2 separate regions of the Mus musculus genome follow, and region 1 is linked to region 2. The links are chromatin loops, found by intact Hi-C in ENCODE. Cell type or tissue: left cerebral cortex. All regions are shown on one strand. Links, peaks and the distances in the headings refer to the core of each region. The heading gives the core; the rest is flanking DNA.

What was found. A loop is a pair of places that touch in the nucleus more often than their neighbours do. Peaks named below come from ENCODE experiments on the same cell type or tissue, not always from the same donor. Only the 100,000 strongest peaks of a DNase experiment are listed, where the experiment ranks them.
Region 1: it touches region 2 in a loop (3-fold over the local background); 3 of 42 quality-filtered maps call a loop at or near these places.

What each region holds. Positions count from the first base shown.
Region 1 is chr9:44,879,170-44,889,546 of GRCm38, forward strand. Kmt2a (lysine (K)-specific methyltransferase 2A) reads right to left here and starts at 2,120. Exons shown (of 36, transcript NM_001357549.2): 1 at 1,680-2,120. The coding sequence starts at 2,105. It overlaps Gm39326 (a long non-coding RNA gene), which reads left to right. Exons shown (of 4, transcript XR_870694.3): 2 at 323-3,534; 3 at 5,176-5,275; 4 at 5,453-5,668. Gm30883 (a long non-coding RNA gene) reads right to left here. Exons shown (of 2, transcript XR_379339.2): 2 at 9,655-9,877. In left cerebral cortex, for the core only: a CTCF peak has its summit at 3,576; DNase peaks (open chromatin) are centred at 755, 1,360, 1,773, 2,324 and 4 more places; H3K4me3 peaks cover 4,243 bases; H3K27ac peaks cover 3,666 bases.
Region 2 is chr9:44,959,524-44,970,117 of GRCm38, forward strand. It overlaps Ube4a (ubiquitination factor E4A), which reads right to left and starts at 6,077. Exons shown (of 21, transcript NM_001346698.1): 1 at 5,962-6,077; 2 at 3,814-3,909; 3 at 456-616. The coding sequence starts at 576. Cd3g (CD3 antigen, gamma polypeptide) reads right to left here. Exons shown (of 7, transcript NM_009850.2): 7 at 10,049-10,394. In left cerebral cortex, for the core only: CTCF peaks have their summits at 3,420 (motif pointing right), 7,499 (motif pointing left) and 10,100 (motif pointing right); DNase peaks (open chromatin) are centred at 6,093 and 7,475; H3K4me3 peaks cover 1,764 bases; H3K27ac peaks cover 859 bases.

The sequences.
Region 1 (10,377 bases), core at 1-8,000, 83 kb before region 2:
GCCTTTGCTAAATCTAAAGGGGTGTGGGGCATAGTGGGGCACAAGGGGTTTGCCCAGGATATTTTGTGTGCCCCAACGGCAGTGCACGCAGGAAACGGCTGGTTGCTATCTTTCCCTTTCTGTTTCAATCAACAGCTCCAGAGCAGCAAACCCCTACCCCCCCTTCACTTCAGCCCCTGGCAGCTGCTCTTCCTCCCCCTAGAATCCCCCATTACATTCCCCCCCCCCCCTTCCCCTGCGATTCAAACTGCCCTTTCTGCATCCAATGGAAAACAAATGCGCATAGCCATTGACTGAACCTGAACTCAACTTCCCTTCCCAGGGCAACTTTCCTTTTTGCTGAAAAAGGCTGAATTCCGTTCATCGGAGCATCCCGGTTCTCAGCCTTTACCTCATCCACCTTGAGTCTCCCACTAGGAATCGCAGAAAGACTAACTTGGCTTCATAACCCTCCTCTTTCTCCCAACCCAAAGCATCAACAACCAACGCCACCACACTAAGGCAAAACTGTCCTTTTATCTACTCTCATTCCAACCCGGCTTTCCTCCACCCCCTTCCAAGACCCAGGATTGGCCTAGGAAAAGGTGGATCAATAATGAAATGACGAGAAAAAGAGAAGGGCGGGAGGGAGCCAGGGCCAGAGGCTGCAAGCTCTCAGGCGCAGTGGGTGGGGTAAGAGAGCAGCTGCTTCCCTTGGGAGGATGCAGTCCTAGTTCCCCCACAAACATCACCCCTCACCGGGGCCCCCTTTCTCAAGAGCTGGAGAGAAACCCTGCTCCTCTCAAGGAGAATGCTAGAAAGTAGCTCTGCTCCAAGCCTAGGGGAACACTGGACCATTTTCCCTCGAACACACCTCTGGTCCTTCCTCTAAAGGAGGGAAAGGGGTGGAGTTGGAGGTAAATCCCTGACACCAGCAGCCTAGGAAACGTAGCCCTGGAAGATGAGGAAAGAGACAACGCTGGGGAGAGCACTGTTATCTTCGCAGGAGAGATGAGAACGACAAGGTAGAGAGAAAGCTTTCCCCGAGGGGTAGGGCGGAACGAGGAGGCCTGGTGTGCAGGAGGTGGGAGTGGGCTGGTGGTAGAGGTGAGACAAGGGGGAGTGACTGGCAAGGTGAAGACCTGGCTGGGGAGGGAGGGAGGGTTGGTCAGGTTTTCAGAAGCAAGGTGCAGGAAGGGACCTGGATTTCCCAAGGGCCAGGATAAGAACCTGGCTCTGGATGAAGCCACCACCCGAGAGATGTCCAAGGGGGAAGACTGCCCTAGGAGTAACACATCTGCCCAGGGAAGGAGGCGGAGATGTGGCGGGATCAGGTCTCTGGCAGAGGGAGGGAGGAATCTGGCTCGGATGAGGTAATCTGTGAAAGGGAGGAGGGGTTCAGTCCCGGGATGGGAAACCCCCGCAAGGGGGTCTGTGCCAAGGGATTTGGGGAAGGGTCCAGGGGAAGAAGGCGGGACGGGGGCTAAAGGCCCTCAACTAGAAGGGTCTGAGCCCTCGGGTAAGGGCGCCTGGGGGTCTGCAGCCCATAACGGGGGTCCTGAGATGGGAGGGCCATTTGCCCCACGTTAGGGACCCCAGGATGTTTCCAGAATTGGGATGCTCCTCAGACCTGCATGGGGGAGGGGAGGGGTTCTTCAGAGGGTCGAGACCCCGGACCTTGGGGTTCCTCGCCCCCTTACCTCTCCGCTGCCGCCTCCCCCGCCGCTCTCCCCAAACACTGCCCGGAACCGGCGCAGGTTGGTGCCGATGGCGGCCGAGACCTGCAGCGCCGCGTCGAAGCCCGGGCCCACCCGGAGCAGGGCCGGCCCTGAGGAGGCTGAGGACGATGACGAAGACGAAGACGAGGCGGACGACGAAGAGGCTGCTGAGGCGGCGGCCGCTCCCCCTGGAACCCCAGCCCCGCTGCTTCCCGCCGCCGCCGCCGCCACCGCCGGGGGGGAGGGGGGCGCCCCGGGGCCGCCACCGCCGGCCTGGGGCCCGGGGGGAAGCAGCAAGGCCGGGACGCGTTGCCGCGGGGCGCCCCCTAGGCCCCGGCGCCCCCCGCCGCCGCCGCCCCCGGTGGTCCCGGGTCGGGCGGGGAAGCGCCACCGACAGCTGTGCGCCATGTTCGCCCCGTAAGTGAAGCAGCGAGAGGGAGAGGCGACAACACAGGGGGGCGGGGAGGCGGAGGGGGGGGAGCGGCGGGCCCCGGAACCTGCCTAACCCGCCTGGCGCCGCCCAGATGGCCGTACCCCGCGGCCCGCTATGCCGAGCGCCGGGTGGCGCCCGCCTGCCCTGCAATCTGCATATGAGCCTCTGGCCTCCGCCTCCGCCGCCCGGAGGCCGCTGCTCTATGCCGAGCCCCGGGCCCGGCTCCTCCCGCCCGGCAACCTGGATAAGTGCATGCCCCGCCCTCCGGGAGCGGCAGCGCCAGGGAAGATGAGGGGGGGAAGGAAGCCCTGGAGCCCGGAGCGGAGGCGGGTTCCGGGGAGAGGGGGGAGGGGGCGAGGGCGGCGGGAGGATGGAGGCGGAGGGAGCGGGTGGCCCGCAGCCGAGAGAGCCGAGAAGCCGATTACACACGTTCCCGGGACGCGCAGGGACTTGAGCGGCCCAGGAGAACCGCTTCCAGTGCGGCGCGGCTGCTGGGTCCCCGGAGGAGCGAGCCTTCTCCGCCGCTTTGGAGAGCGGCGGGCTTAGCCCTTATGGAACGCTTCTAGAATCCAGAAAGCTCCATTGTACTCCATGCAAAACCCAAGCGTCGCCCAATTGATTCTATGCAAAATGGCAAGGCTCTCGGCGAACGCGCCTTAAAAAAATAAAATCCAATAAAAGAGGAGCCCCTCCCATCTTCACGCTTGGAGCTCTTTCCAAAATCCACACAACCGTGTGGTCGGCCTCTGCCACCTCCTCGCTCCACTGTGCGCTGGAGGGAGGTGAGGGGCTTCTGGTTTCCGTGCCCTTCTCCGGAGTTGGGGTGTGTTTTCCCAGTCCAGGCGTTGGAGCCACAGCGTGCGCTCCGCAAACGACCTGGCGTTACAACGGAGCTGAAACTGGGTGGCTAACGGACAGGGCCTGGAGGGAAGAGGCGGGCAAAGGCGCCCCGCCCCTTCTTCCTCCGCTTCCAGCCTGCCGCTGCATGCAAAGCAGACCCTAATGTATGCACACGGAGGGAGGGGGCTCGCCAGCACATTTCTCATGATTGGGAGGGGGGGGGTTTGAAGCCCGGCGTAGGGCATTATGATACACAGGGTTAGCAAGCCGAGAGGGAGGGAAGAGGGGTAGGGCAGTGCCGGGGGTTGATGGTGGGGTGAATATCCACGGGATTTACTTTATTGCAGGAAATGGGAGACGGCGCCTCCAGCGAGGCGTTAGAAGCCTGCGGGGATGGAAAAGCCAAGGAGGGAGGGAGAGATTGCTGCCCGAAGAATTTGCCTTGGCTGAGGCTTAGGGATCGATACACTGCCTGCAGACCCGGAGCAGCCTCCATCTCCCCCAACCCCCAGCCGAGGTGGAGTTCGCAGGAAGGTCATGCAGCCGTCCAGGTCTCCCGCACCGGTACCCGGCGCTGCTCTAACCAGGACCTCCCCGGGTGGCAGATTTGGGAACGACAGGGTGGTTCATAGTAAGGCAGGTAGCAACCAGCTCCAGCCCACTGGAGGGTGTACTGCACGCCTCCAGAGGTCCACGGCCTCCTGGTGCTGAAAAATCTACGTCCTTCCTACGGAGAGACGTCTGTGCCTGAGGAGAAAATGGGGAGGGGGGGGGGGGAGCGAGGAAAGGAACAGAGAAGGGGAGGAGACATAGTCAAGCCCCAACTCCCCAAACTCGTCCGGGATCGATCATCGTTCCAACCACGCAGGATGGAGCCCAGATGGTTTGCAAAACGCACATTCACACTACGCACGCACAACCAGATTCCGTTGTTGCTTCTCGTGGCTTACTAGGCGCCGAGAGGATGGGAGCTGCGAAAGGGTATTAAACAGCAGCCCCAAGACTCTGCTTAGGACATAACACACCCCATTGTGGACGGTTTCTCTATTGCAATGTATTTTTGCGTTAGGCTCTGGGGTTTTGCTTCAGTATAGCTGCTCTGATCAGTTACAGATTGGCGACCACGTGGATTCCCTCAAGCATCCTGATTTGTTCCCTCTCTCACTCTCTCTCGTTTATTTTTCTTTTGTATTTGCCGCCCCCCTTCTTTAATATGCATAACGGCCTTCAGAGGTAGTAGGCAGGGGACTGAGTGACAGGCTTTATATAACTGTGTCAACAGGATTTCTTCCCGCCCTCCACCTTTGAGAAAACAAACCCGTTAGATTCTGCGTAACCCTCTCCCTACAAGCACACTTGATTTAGCACAGGTGGGAGGTCTGCAGGGTGGGTGGCAGCAGCAAGAATGGAGAATATTTGCAGGCTGTGAAGACATGAGCCTGGGAAGTCGGGGAGAACTCCTTGGAAAATTATCTAGTCGCTCTCTCTCAGGCTGATGCAAAGCGACCTGGTATAGATTAGAATTTGTTTTGTGGCTGGATGTTTTCGAGCAGAAATAACTAGCTCTTATTGAGTACTTTCTTTTTTTTTTTTTTTTAAAGATTTATTTATTTATTATATGTAAGTACACTGTAGCTGTCTTCAGACACTCCAGAAGAGGGCGTCAGATCTTGTTACGGATGGTTGTGAGCCACCATGTGGTTGCTGGGATTTGAACTCCGGACCTTCGGAAGAGCAGTCGGGTGCTCTTACCCACTGAGCCATCTCACCAGCCCCTATTGAGTACTTTCTATGATCCCAAATGTTTTATGTGCATTCAGTTCTTACTAATCATATAAGATAACCCTTATTTTACAGGTGGGAAAACTGAGTCTTAGAGTAATGCCCTAGGCCACATATTTTAGGGATAGGTCCAAAACTTTAGTGGGGTCTAACACCAAAATCCAGTAAGACAATCTTGGCAGAGGGACATTCAATGGGAGAGTGCTTGCCTAATATTTGGAAAGAAAGCCCTGGGTTTGATCCTAAGGACACGGACACACACACACACACACACACACACACACACACCTCGAGGGGGAGGCACTGAGAGAGATTCTTTTTTACCTTTCTCATGTTACCGTAAAGTGCTTTATTCTTTGGTTGTAAATCTTAACTCATTTCTCTTGAATATCAATATGTCATATGGCTAATTTTTTTTAACAGTTACTTTGGAGCTATGGCCTTAGCTATTTGAGACTGATCTTGAACTTACGCAGCCAAAGATGACACTGAGCTTTCTGCCTCTGGACTGCTTGGAATACAGGTGTGTCCCACCATGCCTGTGTTCATGTACTGCTGGCAATCAAGTCCGGGGCTTTGTGACTACGAGATGGCAAGCACTCTACATCCCTATCCCCATTCCCTATTTAAAACAAAACAAAACAAAACAAAACAAAACTATTCTTTGTGTTTATTTATGTGTCCTTGTTTGTATGTATAGCAGGAGGTGACCACAGGGGACAAGAGAGGACATCAGAACCTCTAGAACTGGAGTGACAGGCAGTTGGGCACCACCTGACACAGGTGGGAAACAGCCCTGAGTGAGCTGTAAGAGCCACACCCACCCTTAGCTGCTGCACTCTCTCTTCAGCCCCCTAACATACACACCCCATCTTTTTTTCTTTTCTTTTCTTCTTTCTTTCTTTCTTTCTTTCTTTTTTTTTTTTTTTTTTTTTTTTTGAGTCTAACTGGTCTAGTCCTGAGCTATGTAAACCAACCTAGCCTCAAACTTAGAAAGGTCCTCCTGCTTCTGTTCCCGAGTACTGGAATCACAGGCATGTCTGGCATCATATGGTTAGAATGTTAATGAAATTGAAAACCCCACTGCCTTGGTTCTGAGATAGCACGATAGCACGTTTCTGACATCAATCTCTGTCTTCCCTTCATGATAGTAAATGTTACGTTAATACTTCCAAAGATGACCTATATCTAAACGAGTGAGTCCATAGAGAACTTTGTCCATAAATACAAGACTGTCAAGTCTTATATGCCATCTCAGTGGTTCCACTTAATAAACCTGGGGAATTGTTTTTGTTACTCTTGGGGATGTTTAAAAACTTGGGGACAGTTTTTAAACGTGCGGTGGAAATGTATATGGCTTTCAATCTACTGACTGGCCTGTTCCTCCTCCTCTCCCTCCTCCTCTTGCTCCTCTTCCTTCTCTTCCTCCTCTTCTTCCTCTTCTCCCTCCTCCTCCTCTTCATCTTTTTATTTTTACTTTATGTGGGTGGGTGTTTTGCCTGCATGTATGTCTATGCACTACCTACAAGCAGTAGCTGTGGAGGTCAGAAGAAGATGCAGAATTCCCCCTAGACTGGAGTTATAAATGATTGAGAGTTTACATATGGGTGGGTGCTGGGAATCAAACCTGGGTCCTCTGGAAGAGCAGCCAGTGCTCTGAACCACTGAGCCATCATCTCATCAAAACAAAACAAAGTAGTGTTTCACAGTGTAGCCCAAGATCTCCTGCAACTCACTCTGTAGCCCAGACCCTGACCTCAAACTTGAGGCAATCCTCTTGCCTCTGTTGAATGCTAATGTTATAGGTGTGAGTCACCATGCCCGGCCATTCTATTCAATTTCACACAATAACACGGTGCACAGCCTTGGACACCACTTTGCAACTGTGTGATATACCTTTAGTATGAAGTCCCAGAAGTGCAGTTGCTGAACTCCAAGTATGAACATTTGTGATTTTTGACAGCTATTACCAAATTGTCCCCAGTAAAGGTTATCCTAGTGATTCATATTGCCATGAGCAATTCTGAAGAGGGCCTCTTTCTCCATAGCTTCTCGGAAAGCTTTGTCCTAACCTTCTTCTTGATCTTTGCTAACCTAATAAAAATGCACATATTTTACTTTTTTTTTTTTCAAATGAGAGAAGGAAACTTTCAGGAAGGAAACTCCAAATTTTGCCCGTTTCTGTGAACTCATAAATTATTTTGGCTTTAAAGGGGGCCGGAGAGGTTGGCTCACAGCTTAAGAGCAATTGTTGCTTTTGCAGAGGACCTGGGCTCTATTCTCAGCATACACATGATAGCTCACAGCCACCCTAACTCCAGCTCCAGGAGATGCAGTGCCCCATCTGACCTCCATGAACAGCAGACATGCAAGTGATAACACATACATAGATGCAAGCAAGCACTCACACATAAAATGAGAAAACCTACATGTCTTTCAAAGGGACTCCTAGGTGTTGACTCTCTTTTTCTCTACCCTGAGGACTCCTCACTACAAATCAGTATCATGGTGTGACTAACATGGGTTCAGAGCCACCAGCCTAGGCTTGATTTGCAGGTACCTAGCCATATGCCTGTTTCCTCATTTGCAAACATAAGAATATTAATAGCAACTCCACAAGATTCCTATGAAGATTAAAGTTTATAGACTAAGCATCTTCTTTTTTATTCAAATGGAAACAACACCCTCCAACACACACACACACACACACACACACACACACACACGCCCAGATTTCTCCTTTTTTCTGTGTTTTGAGACAGGGTTTCATACAACCCAGGCTCTCCTCAAACTTGCTATGTGGCTTACTCTTGATCCTTCTGCTTCAACTTTCTCAGTGTTTCACCCAGGTTTTTCTCACTTTTGGTAAAGACCGTGCTCGAAATTTCCATTCTCCAAAAAGAGCTCTGAATAGACATGGTGCGTCAGTACAGTAGACCCAAAGGTCTTTGAACTAAAACAAGAAGCTAGTGGAGTCATTTAAATATCCGGGTCATCACAGAACAGGGGGCTGTTCAGAATCTCTGGGATTGCTTTCTTCTGAAAAGAAAGGGCTAAGTCTATAACTTCTTCTATAAAGGTGCCCTTATAATGCAGAGTTAACAGTTCAACCTGGGCGTATGGCGCACACCTGAATTCCCAGCACTAGGAAGGTAGAGGCTGCGGATGGGTGGAGAGTGTGAAGCCAGTCTGGTCTGCACACTGAGTTCAAGGCTAGACTCCTGAGCTTTAAAAGAAAAAAAATTAAAAGAGGAAGGGGGAGGAGGAGGAGGAAAAAGAAGAGGAGGAAGGGGAGGAGGAGAAGAAGAAGGAGGAGGGGGAGGGGGAGGGGAGGGGGGAGGAGAGGAAATAGTTGCAATCCCTGTGTCCATTGAGTTTTCACTTCTTAACTTGAAAAAGACCTCGGCATAGCTAATTGTATTTATCACTGGAAATGTTTTACGGAATCTAGCAGAGATGGCAGCTGGCTTTGCAGCGTACATTTGGGGTAAGTCAGCTCCAAGTCAAGGTCTAACTGATTTGGGAGACAAAACTTTCTAACATCAGGAACCATGTATTAATCCTACTTCCATCTGCTGTGTCAAACAGAGTCAATAAAGCCCAATTAATGTCTCCTAAGTATATGGTTTTTCCCATCCACACTCGTAGATTTGGGGACTCGTTCTAAAGGGCTTTAACATGTCATCTTCCTTATTGAGGTGTTTTAAAAACATCTATTAATATATTTTGTATATGTTTGTGTGCATGCATGTGAATGGGCTGGCGCATGCCGTGCCATGTATGTGGACATCGGAGGATGACTTGTGGGCATCGATTTTCTCTTTCTCCTACATGTGTTCCTGGCATTGAACTCAAGTAGTCAGGCTTGGAAGCAAGTGCACTTACCCACCAAACTGTGTTGTCAGTCCAAGGAGATGGACCATCAGATGTGTTATCAGAGGATCCGGGCAATCGCATCTGCTAGTCTGGCAGGGTCAAACTATCTTCATTTGGGGTTGGTGAGATGGCTCAGTGGGTAAGAGCACCCGACTGCTCTTCCGAAGGTCCAGAGTTCAAATCCCAGCAACCACATGGTGGCTCACAACCATCTGTAACAAGATCTGACTCCCTCTTCTGGAGTGTGTGAAGACAGCTACAGTTTATTTACATAAAATAATAAAATAAATCTTAAAAAAAAAAACTATCTTCATTTGAAATTTATACCAGTGATCAAAGTTCACATTTTCAAGGAGAGAAAAGTGATGAGTAGCGAGTATTTGCTTATGACAGTTTTACTGTGAAGACGCTTGATGGAAATTCTGTACTTGAGTGATTTCTTTCTCCCTCTTTCTAGATGTCTCTAAGTCACAGTCATGGTGACTTTCGATTGGCCCGGGTATGGTCTGCTGCACAAGCGAACCCAAAATACCCAGTCACAGGAGACAGAGAAAGAAATGGACCAATGAAGAAGAGAAAGGGTAGAGGAAAGTGCAGGTAGAGACATAGGAGGAACTGAGAACAAGTCTAGAGGTAGATAGTGTTCATGAGGTAGTGGGAGGAGCAAGCAAGATGGCTCACCAGGCAAAACTGCTTGCTGTCAATCCTGATTCCCTGAGTTCAATCCCCAGGACCCACATAGTTGAAGAAGAGAATCAGCTCCCCCAAGTTATCCTCTGATCTCTACGCCTGTGCACACACCTACACGTGCATTTAAACTATAATCATAAGACGCTGGAGAGATGGCTCAGAGAGAAGCTGAAGCGGATCCTCTGAGGATCCTCCTTAGGAGTTCTAGTCCACACAGTAGCTCACAAAGGTTTCTCAGTCCCAGGGATCCTGACACCTTCTCCTGATCTCCTAGAGCACCAGGCACACACATGGTACACATATATACATTCAGGGAAAATGCTCATACACATAAGATAAAAATAAATATTTTTGATGTAATAAGAATAAGGAAGAAACAAAGGCTTATTGTAAAGTCAATGCACACCCACTGCACCACGAAGCCATGAGTAATTATTGTATTCTAGAACAGACACAGTGATGTCGGTAGGAGGAGCTGCAAGGGATGCCAAGGCTCAAGACAGCCTTGGTGACAAAGGCAGGAAGGAGCCAAAGGAGGCATCTTTTTCAGGAGGCACACCTGTAACAGGAAAGAAAGGGGCTTTAGCTGGAGCCTCCAAACACCTGGCTAAGAGGGCTATTTTTGTTTGTTTTTTATGTATATGAGTACAATGTAGCTGTCTTCTGACACACCAGAAAAGGGCATCAGATCCCATTACAGATGGTTGTGAGCCACCATGTGGTTGCTGGGAATTGAACTCAGGACCACTGGAAGAGCAGTCAGGGCTCTCAACCATTGAACCATCTCTCCAGCATTCTGCATTTGTTTTTGAGACAGAGTTTCATACAGTCCTGCTTGGCCTTGAACACTCCATGTCACTGAGGCTAATACTAAACTCCCGATCCCGCCCCAGTGCTGGGATTATAAGCATACCCTACCATGCCTGGTTTATGTAGTTTGGGAGATGGGACCTAGGGCCTCCTGCATGAGAGGTAAGCCCTCTACCAACTGAGCTACATCCTTAGCCCTAGAGATTATTTTATGTTTTGTTTTTTATTGCATGTGTGTGCAGGTGTGTG
Region 2 (10,594 bases), core at 2,517-10,516:
CACTTCTCCTGAGAGGTCATTTAAAGTGCTGGAATTAACAACTCTTTTTTTGGTCAGAAAAATCTCTAGTTTCTCTACTGCGTGCAGCCTGTTTACCACACCACCTTGGTCTTCCATGTTAAAAAGCTACTAACAGACCCTTTTCCCCCTTTGACTAAACAACTTGACAGCTTTGGGATCACAACTGGCTACGAGCCCTGTGGACTCACCTGATAGCCAGTCTCTCTTTATGTGAGAGGACAGCAGAGGGGAAGACCCCAAAATGAGCCACAACTAACATCAAACTAACTTTTGCTTTCACCAACAGAGACAGACAGAGAATAAAAGCAAAACAACTTCAGCACCAAACTTAAGTTCTAACTGTGGTTCATTTCCTAAAGAACCCTTCCTCTGGGAAGATCCGGGCAGACCTGGTTCTAGGAGCGGCATCTGCTGCTACTGGCTCCTCTACTTACCGGACTGCTGCTTCAGCTGCTCTTTCTGGATTGCTGCAAACTGCTTGGCATCAGCCAGGGAGCCAAAAAGAGCAGCAAAGGGGTTACTTGAGATGTTGTTGTTATTCTCCTGGTCTGTCATTTCACTTTAAGGTGTCCTCCATCCAGCCCTAGGGGAGCGGCTATGCAAAGGACAGGCATTAGACTCAGAAGGGCAGATAACACCATCACTGTAATATCCCCACCATCTTTCCTTTTCCCATCCTTGAATACCATGCTTTGGAGTAACACATGCCAATTCCTGTTCCCAAACTCAAGACATATTTGGCAAGACAGTTACCAGCTTACCAACTGGACACAGCTAAAACTCACAAGGCTCAACAGACACTGACTGCACCGACTGGCTGTCATGTTTCCATTGCCTAAACCTTGACTAGTGCACTACTGTAGCACTGTGACATGACAAAAGTTATGGATTTCCCATAAGTTCTTAAGCTGGCAGACTAATTTTCACTCACATGGGGAAAACAAAGTGACGCCTGCTCAGCCGGCTACAGCTCAGGTGGAAGCTGGGCTTCCTTAACCGCACAGAAACCCTGATGACGATGATTTCTTCTTCCCCCCTTCCTCTTCCTCCCCTTCTCGCTCCTTTTTCTTCTCTTTTCTAAAAGGCAGGTTTTCATATTATGTAGGTGGGCCACAAATTCCCTCTGTAGGTGGGGAGGACCTTGAACTCCTAATCCTTCTGCCTCCACCTAATGCTAGGATTACAAACATGTACTACCATGCCTGGCTTGATACTCAGATTTGGAATACTGAATCAAGGCCAGAATCCGATTAGCTGTTAGGTTTGTGCGTCTTTCATCCATATTAAGTTACCTAACTCTACTTACAGGTTTAAAACTACAGATCTGGAACTGGAGAGATGACTCAGCGACTTTTTCTTTCTTTTTTGGCTATGAATATTTAATCACATTTAACAAAAATTATCATACTTTATGTTGGAATTAACAGTTCTTGAGAGGGCTTTTACCTATGCAACCAGAGGGTAGTTTAATTTGCCCCTGATGCACGTGATGCCATGCTGAGCTGTCTCACTGTCAGCAAGCTACTGCTGTTCTCAACACCCCACAGTATCCTGAGATCTAAAAGATGGCAGAAGTATAGTGCACGCTTGTCACTTTGGCTTCGGAATATCACCACCTTCTCCCTCAATATGACACACTTAGTTTTTCGCTGAGTACCAAGTCCAGTCAAGACATATGTCCAGATGTGCTGATTTCACCTATGAGCTCCAGGAGGGCCAGAGAGGACAGAGTGATGGATCCAAGAGTGGGCAACACCTCTATCAAAGCTTATGGGAACCAGTGAACAATGTCTTTGGGCTGACCCTATAGAGAACTCTTTTTCTTCTCAGTTGCTAGGTTAGCAAAGCCCAAGCCCAGAGTTGCCACCTTTAAACCATCTATAAAATCCCTACCTCCAAATTAAGCAACCAGACAGGAAAACAGAGTATTTTAGACTTTTCAGTTATAAAAGTCAACAATAAAAGTTTGTAGCACACGTGTATATAGGCAAATTCCATAACCACATGAGCCAATGTGATGTGCATGCATAAGTGTGTAGCACACATGTATGCAGGCTAACTGCATAACTATACGAGCCACTGTGAAGTCTGTATACGTGTACATGTGTGTACAGTGATATGAGAGTGTGGCACACATGTGTACAGACAAAGTCTGAAACTACGTGAGCCAGTGTGAAGGGTGTATGCATGTGTGATACAGGTACATGGCGTACATGCATGAAGTATGGAGGCCAACAGAGGATGCTAGGGATCCCATGCTGTTACTTTCCTTATTCCCCTGAGACGGGGGCTTACTGATCCTAGAGTCAAGATGAAAGCCAGCTAGCAGTACCAATCCTCCTGTTTCTACTCCCCATAGTGCTAGGGTTACAGGTATACTTGTGGACACATCTAGCTCTTTATGTGGGTGTCGAGGATTTGAACTCGGGTTCTGTTTGTGCACCAGCAACTCTTACCCACCCACTAAGTCATCTCCAGGCCTTTTTATTTTATTTTATTTTTTTAATTAAAAAGTCGAGCCTCACTGTGTAGCCCAGGCTATCCTTGAATGTACAGTGATTCTTCTGCCTCAGTCTCCAAGTGCTAAGATTACAGGCATGTATCGCAATGCCTGGCTTGAGTTATTTTATATTTAAAAAAATACAACTGAATGATCCAGCTCATTAGATAGGAGACAATGATCTGCAGCATATATATAAAAAGAAAGCTGAAAGCAGGAAGAACAGGACATATTCTCAAAACTATCAGGAGAGAGGGCTTAGCACCACAAATGGCATCACTTCCTTTTTAATTCTATTCTCTTCCATTATATACACAAGCTAACTTTCTATTACATCTTTTCCCTGCTTATAATGGAATTTTAAAACTTCCACAGAGCACTCCTGGCAGATCAACTGTGCTAGCCTCTAGGACCCTCAAGTACAAGTTCATATCTGATTCTGAAACTATCCTCCAAACCACAACGCTTAAGCAAATGTTCACGGGCAGTCTCAGTCTTCCAAGTGATTACTCCTGAGCTGCACGTAGCCACACCACACCATTCCTCGAGATCTACTTCAAGGCACAGACTTATTACATCTGGAGATGCAGCAACAGGCCAAGCTCCCAGGCCAGACACTGTGGCGCTTCAGTACCTATGCATATGTAGAACAGAGAATGAAAATAAGCCTGCTATCACCTCAAATGCTGCCCTAGTCAGCTTTAACTGTCAACTTGACATAGCCTAGAGTCATCTTAGGGGAAAGCCTGGTTTGAGATTGCCCAGATCAGACATTTCTTTGGGGGAATTGTCTTGACTGGCTAGCTAATGGGGCTGGAGAGATGGCTCACTGGTTAAGAGCACTGACTGTGTTCTTCCAGAGGTCCTGAGTTCAATTCCCAGCAACCACAAGGTGGCTCACAACCTTCTGGTGTCTGAAGACAGTGACAATGTACTTAGATATATAAAATAAGTAAATAAATCTTAAAAAAAAAAAAAAGCAAGCAAGCAAAGCATCAGCCAGCAAGCAACATTCCTCCATAGGTTGTACTTCAAGGTCTTGCTTGAATTCTTGCCCTGACTCGCCTCAGTGATGGGATGTGACTTGCAAGTGCACAAATAATTCTTTTCCTCCTTTGAGTTGCTTTTGGTCAGAATGGTTTATAATGACAACAGAAAGAAGACTAGAAAGAATGTTACAAACAAAACAAGGTTTTGCCTACCCCACTGAAGTCATCGTTCTCGTATCTACTTAAAATAGGTATAGAGAATTTCCTTCTTTAGAAGCAAGGCTAAATCATGTGACAACTTACAGGAAAAAATGAGGGCCCACAGATCACCTGTTGAGAACCTCGGTGGAGATCCAGGTTAGACTTAGTCATTGAGCTTACACATGAAAATAAAAGTACCTAGGAAGAAAAGAAAGGTCTGGTGAAATGGACCCTCGATACCTGGTTTGGCTTAATACTTACTCTACCTATTTTAAGTTTCCCAGCTTGAGTAGAGTAGTGCATACCTGTAATCCTTGCACTTGGGAAGTGAAAACAGGAGGATCTTGATGTCAAGGCCAGCCTGAGCTACACAGTGAGACCCTGACTCAGAAATAAATAAGTAAGAGGTTGAAGAAATGACTCTACCAGAGTACCAGAGTCTGGATCCCAGTACCTGAAACAGGGCAGCTCACAAATGCCTGCAACTCCAACTCCAGGGACCTGACAACTCCTGCTCTCTGTGGGCATCCACACACTCTTACAGGTACACATCCATAAAAAAATAGATTCTTTAATAGGAAAGAAAGAAAGTGAGAGAGGGGAAGAAACAAAGAGATTAAGAGAGAGAGGAAGAGAAGGAAGGTAGGGAGAGAGAGAGAGAGAGAAAGAAAGAGAAATGGCTCAGTGGTTAAGAGTACTTGCTGTTCTTTTAGAGGACCACAGTTTAGTTTCTAGCACCCATGTCGGGCAGCTTACAACTTTCTGTAACTACAGCTCTTGGGGATCCAATACCCTTTACTTTTGTGGGCAGCTGCACACATATGGCATGCATATATACAGAAACACATATGGAGACATAAGCAAAACTAAAAAAATTATCTTTAAAAAGAAACAGTAATAGTAATAATAAACCCAAATTCCTTGTTTTCAGTTGCCACACAGAAACACATCCACTTTCTTGATAGCTTTTGGGATGGCACAACTACCAGCCCCCCCAAGGCTTTTGGATTTGATTCATTTTTAGTAAGTAACTTCACTTTACATACCTGCTGCAAAAGTCTACATCTCTAGGAAGTGTCAACCATTGGACCCATACAATTCTCTCATTTTCTCCTGACTCAAGCTTCTACTTATATAGAGTGCTGCTAATCCTTTAAGGCCACTACTGGCTCCTGAGAGCATACAGATATTTTAAGATCATGTCCAATCCAGTTTTAAAGTAGAACTATTGGTAACACTGAAAAACAGATTGCTATAGCCAAGTTCTATGGCTAAGGTGGGGTTGGGTGTAGCTCTGTTCTAGAGCACTTAGTATGCACCAGGGCTTAGTTTATAACCCCAGCAACTCCCTACCCCAAGCCCAAATTACACTGTATTAAATTGTACTCCATAAAGTCTCTATTTTGGAATTTAAAAATGTTCCCAAAGTAACATGTCTACCTGGAAATACCTTCAGTGTTACATTAGGTGTCGTAACAAAAATCCTTGCAATACGTTTATCTGCAAGCTAGGATCTCATCAAGTGAAGCACATACACGTCCGAAAACAAAAAAAGAACACAACACAACAAACAAAACCGTCTCTAACAAACCCTGGCATTTCATCTTGGGCCCCATTTTATGTCTCTGGGACCAAAAAAGTCAATGACATTGAGACTTAACCCATTCTTGCTCTAGGAGACAAAAAAGAATCCTAAAAGGAACAATACTAAACACAAAACGTCTGACTCTATGGTCAATCTGAGAAATGTTTTCTCGACCAAGAAAAACTCGAGCAGAATCCAAAGAGCTACAGCTGGGAAGCCGTCACTCGCTTTAAAAGTCAACCTCTTGCTACACGCACCCTACTGGTTTGATTGCTATGAGTCGAGCTTCATTTTGTCTCCTTGGCATCTGGCACTGTCGTTCACTCTTCGTATTTTATCCTTTGGGGTTCAGTAACATTCATAGGCAGCAGGGAGACCCACCCACCCTGCGCAGGTCCTAGATAAAATAAGTCAAAAGACAGCCACAGCCCACACTCGGGCCTTTCCTAGCAGGGACTTGGCAAAGAAGAAGGGAATGTGCAGAGCCACCGGACGCCGGAGCACCGTAAGGGTTTCCAGATTAGACAGGGTCGAAGTTCAAGACGGACCCGGGTCAGGCAAGCAGTTGAGAACAGCAGGCATGCAGGGGCCTTGACTGGCAATTGCTTAGGAGAAAACCGGGTCGCAGCCTCAACACTCTCGTCCTCTTATACCTTGCCTCTTACCGGAGCCTGAAAGGGCAGGGACGACGACACCTCACAGCTACAGCGACCAAAAGGTTCTTACTTCCGACTCAGCAAGGCAACCGGAGCTGACATCATCGCTGAGCGCCGAGCCTGTTGGGTCTTTACCCCGCGCCGGAAGTAGGGCGGTGTCGGGCTTCGCTAATGACAGAGAAAACACCGAGGAGGCGCATGCGCACGTTTGCTGGCAGCTAGCGAGGGTGGGGGGCGGGCCGGAAGTGGCTTTGGGATTGGGCTAGGCAGCAGGGCGGGGCGGGGCAGGGTTGGCTATGACTGCGTGCTTTGAAGTTTTGTGGAATATGAAGCTAGACCTTGGAAATCCATCTCTTGAGGGCAGATACACTATTGTGGTGTCGGGCTCTGCACAGACTGTGACTTTTTGCTTTTTACGCTCCCTTCTGTCCTATGGCTTTTTGGAGCCGTTTCACTCGTTGTGGCTTAGAAGCAGTAACAATACCAACAAGGACAATGTATAAGACGTTTTGAGCAGGTATTAGGTGCCAGGCAGCGCGCTATTTTGGGTTGGTCTTAGATTTATCTATACAATGCTAACAGTATACAGCCTACAAGTCTGGTTAATTTTTAGTTTTTAATTTTGAAAAATATTTATGAGCATTGATTGGTGTTTTGCCTGTATGTATGTCTGTGTGAGGGTGTCAGATTCCCTGGATATGGAGTTACAGACAGTTGTGAGCTGCAATGTGGGTGCTAGGAATTGAATCTGGGTCGTCTGAGCCATTTCTCCAGCCTTGGTTCTTAGTTTTAGTAAGGAAAATGAAAATTAAAACTGTAGTGAGTGGGACACCGTGGGGCATGCTGTAATTCTAGCACTTGGTACATAGAGACAGGAGAATTGAGCATCCGAAGTCATCCTCTGCTATTCAGTGAGTTTGGACTAACCTAGGGTTACTTCAAACCAACCATCCAACCAACCAAAACCCTACCCTATTCTGAGATACCCCTTAAAAAAAATTATATTGGCACAGCTCAATACCTCAGCAAGAGATTGGTAGCATACATGCATAGGAGTACCAGGCACTTCTTTGCTGTACTTGATAGTGTATATCTATATAACTGCTATGAAGTGAGATTTAGTTTAATAAAATTACATGTTCAGATATTTTTCAATGATATCTTTTATTCTTATTTGTTACTAATACTTTACATATATTCTAAGTGACATTTATTGTTAAAGCTAGACCAAATCCCTAACAATGACCTACAAATAATGAGACAGGAGACAATCTTGTCTTAGACATGACCTCCCAAATGCAACAAAATCTATAAAATGGAATTTATCAAAAAGACTTTTGCATTTCAAAAGTCACCATTAAGAAAGTGAGGTTGGGGCAAAGATTAATATTATGTGTTGTGTAAAAAGCCATTGCTCTGAGCTGAAGAGATGACTCAGCGGTTAAGAGCACCGCCTTACTTTCCAAAGGAGGCAGGGTTCAGATTTCAGCATGCACCTAGCAGCTAGAATCACTAACTCCACTCTCAGGGATACAATGCCCTCTTCTGGCCTCCATTGGCTCTGCATGCCCATTGTGCAAAGATAGACCAACAGCCCTAACACCCATATACACAAAATAAAAATAATACAAAATAAATGTTAATGTGGCTATATTGAAGTAGTGACAAATATTGTTGAAAATTCAAGATTCATAAAAACAAAAAGCTGTCATGTCAGTAGGGATGTAAAACGATGCTGTTAGTTTAGAAAAGAATTTGGCTGTTTCTTTAAGAGCTAAAAGTGAATTTGCCATATGATCTTCATTCCTAGGTCTTTACTCCAGAGAAATGAAATTATAGTTGCATAAAGAGCCTTGCACGCTGGGCTGTGGTGGTGTAAGCCTTTAATTCCAGCCCTTGGAGACAGGGCAGATGGATCTCTGTGAGTTTGGGGCCAGCCTCATATACAGAGAGAGTTCCAGGACAGCTAGGGCTACACAGAGAAACTGAGTCTTGAAAAAACCAAAATAAAAACAAAATAGAACATTTCAAAAGAATCCTCATTGCAGCAGTGCTTATAATAGCCGAGAAGTGAAACCATCATGTGTCCTTTGACTGGGGAATGGACAAGCAGTGGACTGCCCATGAAATGGCTTTTCAGCAAGAAGAAACAAAATACACATATACTTGGAGTTCAAGGCTAGATAGATAGCAGGACCTGTGGGAAGCCACATATGCCATTACAAGGTGACGCTGGCTACCACTGGCCACCACGCATACGGTTGGGTAAACAACCAATGTGTACATATGCAATAACGTTTTTTGCCAAGACACTGCCTGGCCCGGGCATGATAATGAGGTTCTGTGAGGTACTGAGAGTATAACCAATCAGGTGTGAGGCATGCAAATGAGGTAGAATGCATAACCAATCCGGGTGTGAGACACGCCTCTCCTAGGCCTATATAAGCAGCACCAGTGCTGGGCTTGGGGTTTCGCCTCTGCAATCAAGCTCTCCCAATAAAGAAAAAGAAAACTTGAAGAGACAGAGACTTGTGGCTGCTTGGGGTTGAGAGTCAGCATAAGGACTATTAAAACAGTGGTGGTGATGTTTTCAACCTGAATTATGATGGGGCAAATTACTAAAAACTGCTGAGAACAGGTGAAATCACTTAAAATTGGCAAATATTATCATAGGCTAATTATATATCATACAGGCTTCTTTTTTTTTTTTGGTTTTTTTTTTTTTTTGGTTTTTTTTTTTTTTTGGTTTTTTTTTTTTTTTTTTTTGGTTTTTCGAGATCTAACTCCTTCTGGCCTCATAAAGCACCAGGCATACATGTGATACACATACATGCTGGCAAACACCAAAACCATAAAATAAAACGTCAAGAATGAAACCTGTGAGCCCTGCGTGGTGGCGCACGCCTTTAATCCCAGCACTTGGGAGGCAGAGGCAGAGGCAGAGGCAGGCAGATTTCTGAGTTCCAGGCCAGCCTGGTCTACAAAGTGAGTGCCAGGACAGCCAGGGCTACACAGAGAAACCCTGTCTCAAAAAAACCAAAACAAACAAAACATTCTAAGTTTTAATGTTTGCTGGGTTCTTACGCAGGTCATAATTCAGTGGGCCAGTGCAGCAGTGAGGTGGCACATCAAGAAAAAGTATCTGCCACACAAATGTGACAACCTGAGCCCAATCCCCTGAGAAACAGAAAAAGAGAACCCACTCCACCATGTTGTACAGAGGCTGGAAGCTTCCAGGACTAGGCCTAGGATAGCAGACAGAGGCAGTAAGGCTTAGAGACGACAATCACATCACATGAATAAAAGTTACTTTTACAGGTGCTGGGGATTGAACCCAGGTCTCTTGGAAGAGCAGCCAGTGCTCTTAAGCACTGAGCCATCGCTTCAGCCCTCCAAAGGGAGTTCTTCACACATGCGTTGTTGTTTCAGCTATGTCTCCACATCATTTTGTTCCAGGTAGCAAGTGAAGTCATGCCTGGCAAACAGGCAGCACAAACTGTGCTTTAAGTAAAATGCTACAATCAATCAATCCTTAGCCAGTAATTGGTCTTGTCTACTTTATCCTTCATAATCTTCAGGTTGGATTAGGAGAAAATTCAAGATATATAGTGTTATATCATAGTGTGAGACATAGGGGAAAGGAGAATAAAGTGTACTTGAGAACTTTTCTTATATGCTTAGTATACACCTAAGAACATATGTAAGAAGCTCACTTGCCTGTGGGGAAGGCTACTCTGTGGCTGGACACTCCGGTGGAAGGAGACCTTTCACTGCATATGTGATTCACTGAGTAGTAGTAGTTGTTGTTATTATTATCATTGTTATGCTTTTACTTATTGTTATTACTATAGTGTGTGTGTGATGCGTATGCATGGGGTGTGCATATTCTTCAAGTGTATGTGGAGGTAAGAGAACAACATGGTGGAGTGGGTTCTCTTTTTCTGCTTCTCAGGGGATTGGGCTCAGGTTGTCACATTTGTGTGGCAGATACTTTTTCTTGATGTGCCACCTCACTGCTGCACTGGCCCACTGAATTATGACCTGCGTAAGAACCCAGCAAACATTAAAAAAAGAAATGTCTATTTGGATAGAGAGGTAGGTTATACTTGATCTTTTAATTTTGTCATTTACAATTTTCCCAGTAGGGGGCACTCTGCAAACACCACACTGTGCTTGTTTTCCTTCACTGAATTTTTTTGGGGGGTCTGGGGGTGGGGTGCTGAGAACCCCAAACAAGGTTGACAAGTGCTCCACTTCTGAGTCATACCACTGGCTCCTCCAAGCTTTTATTTTATTTTGAAAAAAAAAAAAAAAAGACCAAAATTTCTTTGACAGTTCTTCCTCTCTGCTTGCAGTCTACCTGTAGGGTTGAAAATCTCTCTACTGGGCTCTCTCCAAAATGCATTGTTTTGATTCTGGGTGCTGGATAGAAGGGGGGACACCTAGAACGAGAAAGAAAATTTGCAACTGGTCAGAAAGCTCATTAACGTTCTCAATTCTGTCTTCCTAACTGAAACTTGGGATGAACTGACAGAATCAGAAATTCTGATTGGTTGATTAAAAAGTTAATAAAGGTTTTTAGTTTTAGTTTTCTCTCTCCCTCTCCTTCCCTCCCTGAACTTTTTTTTTTGAGGGGGGAGTG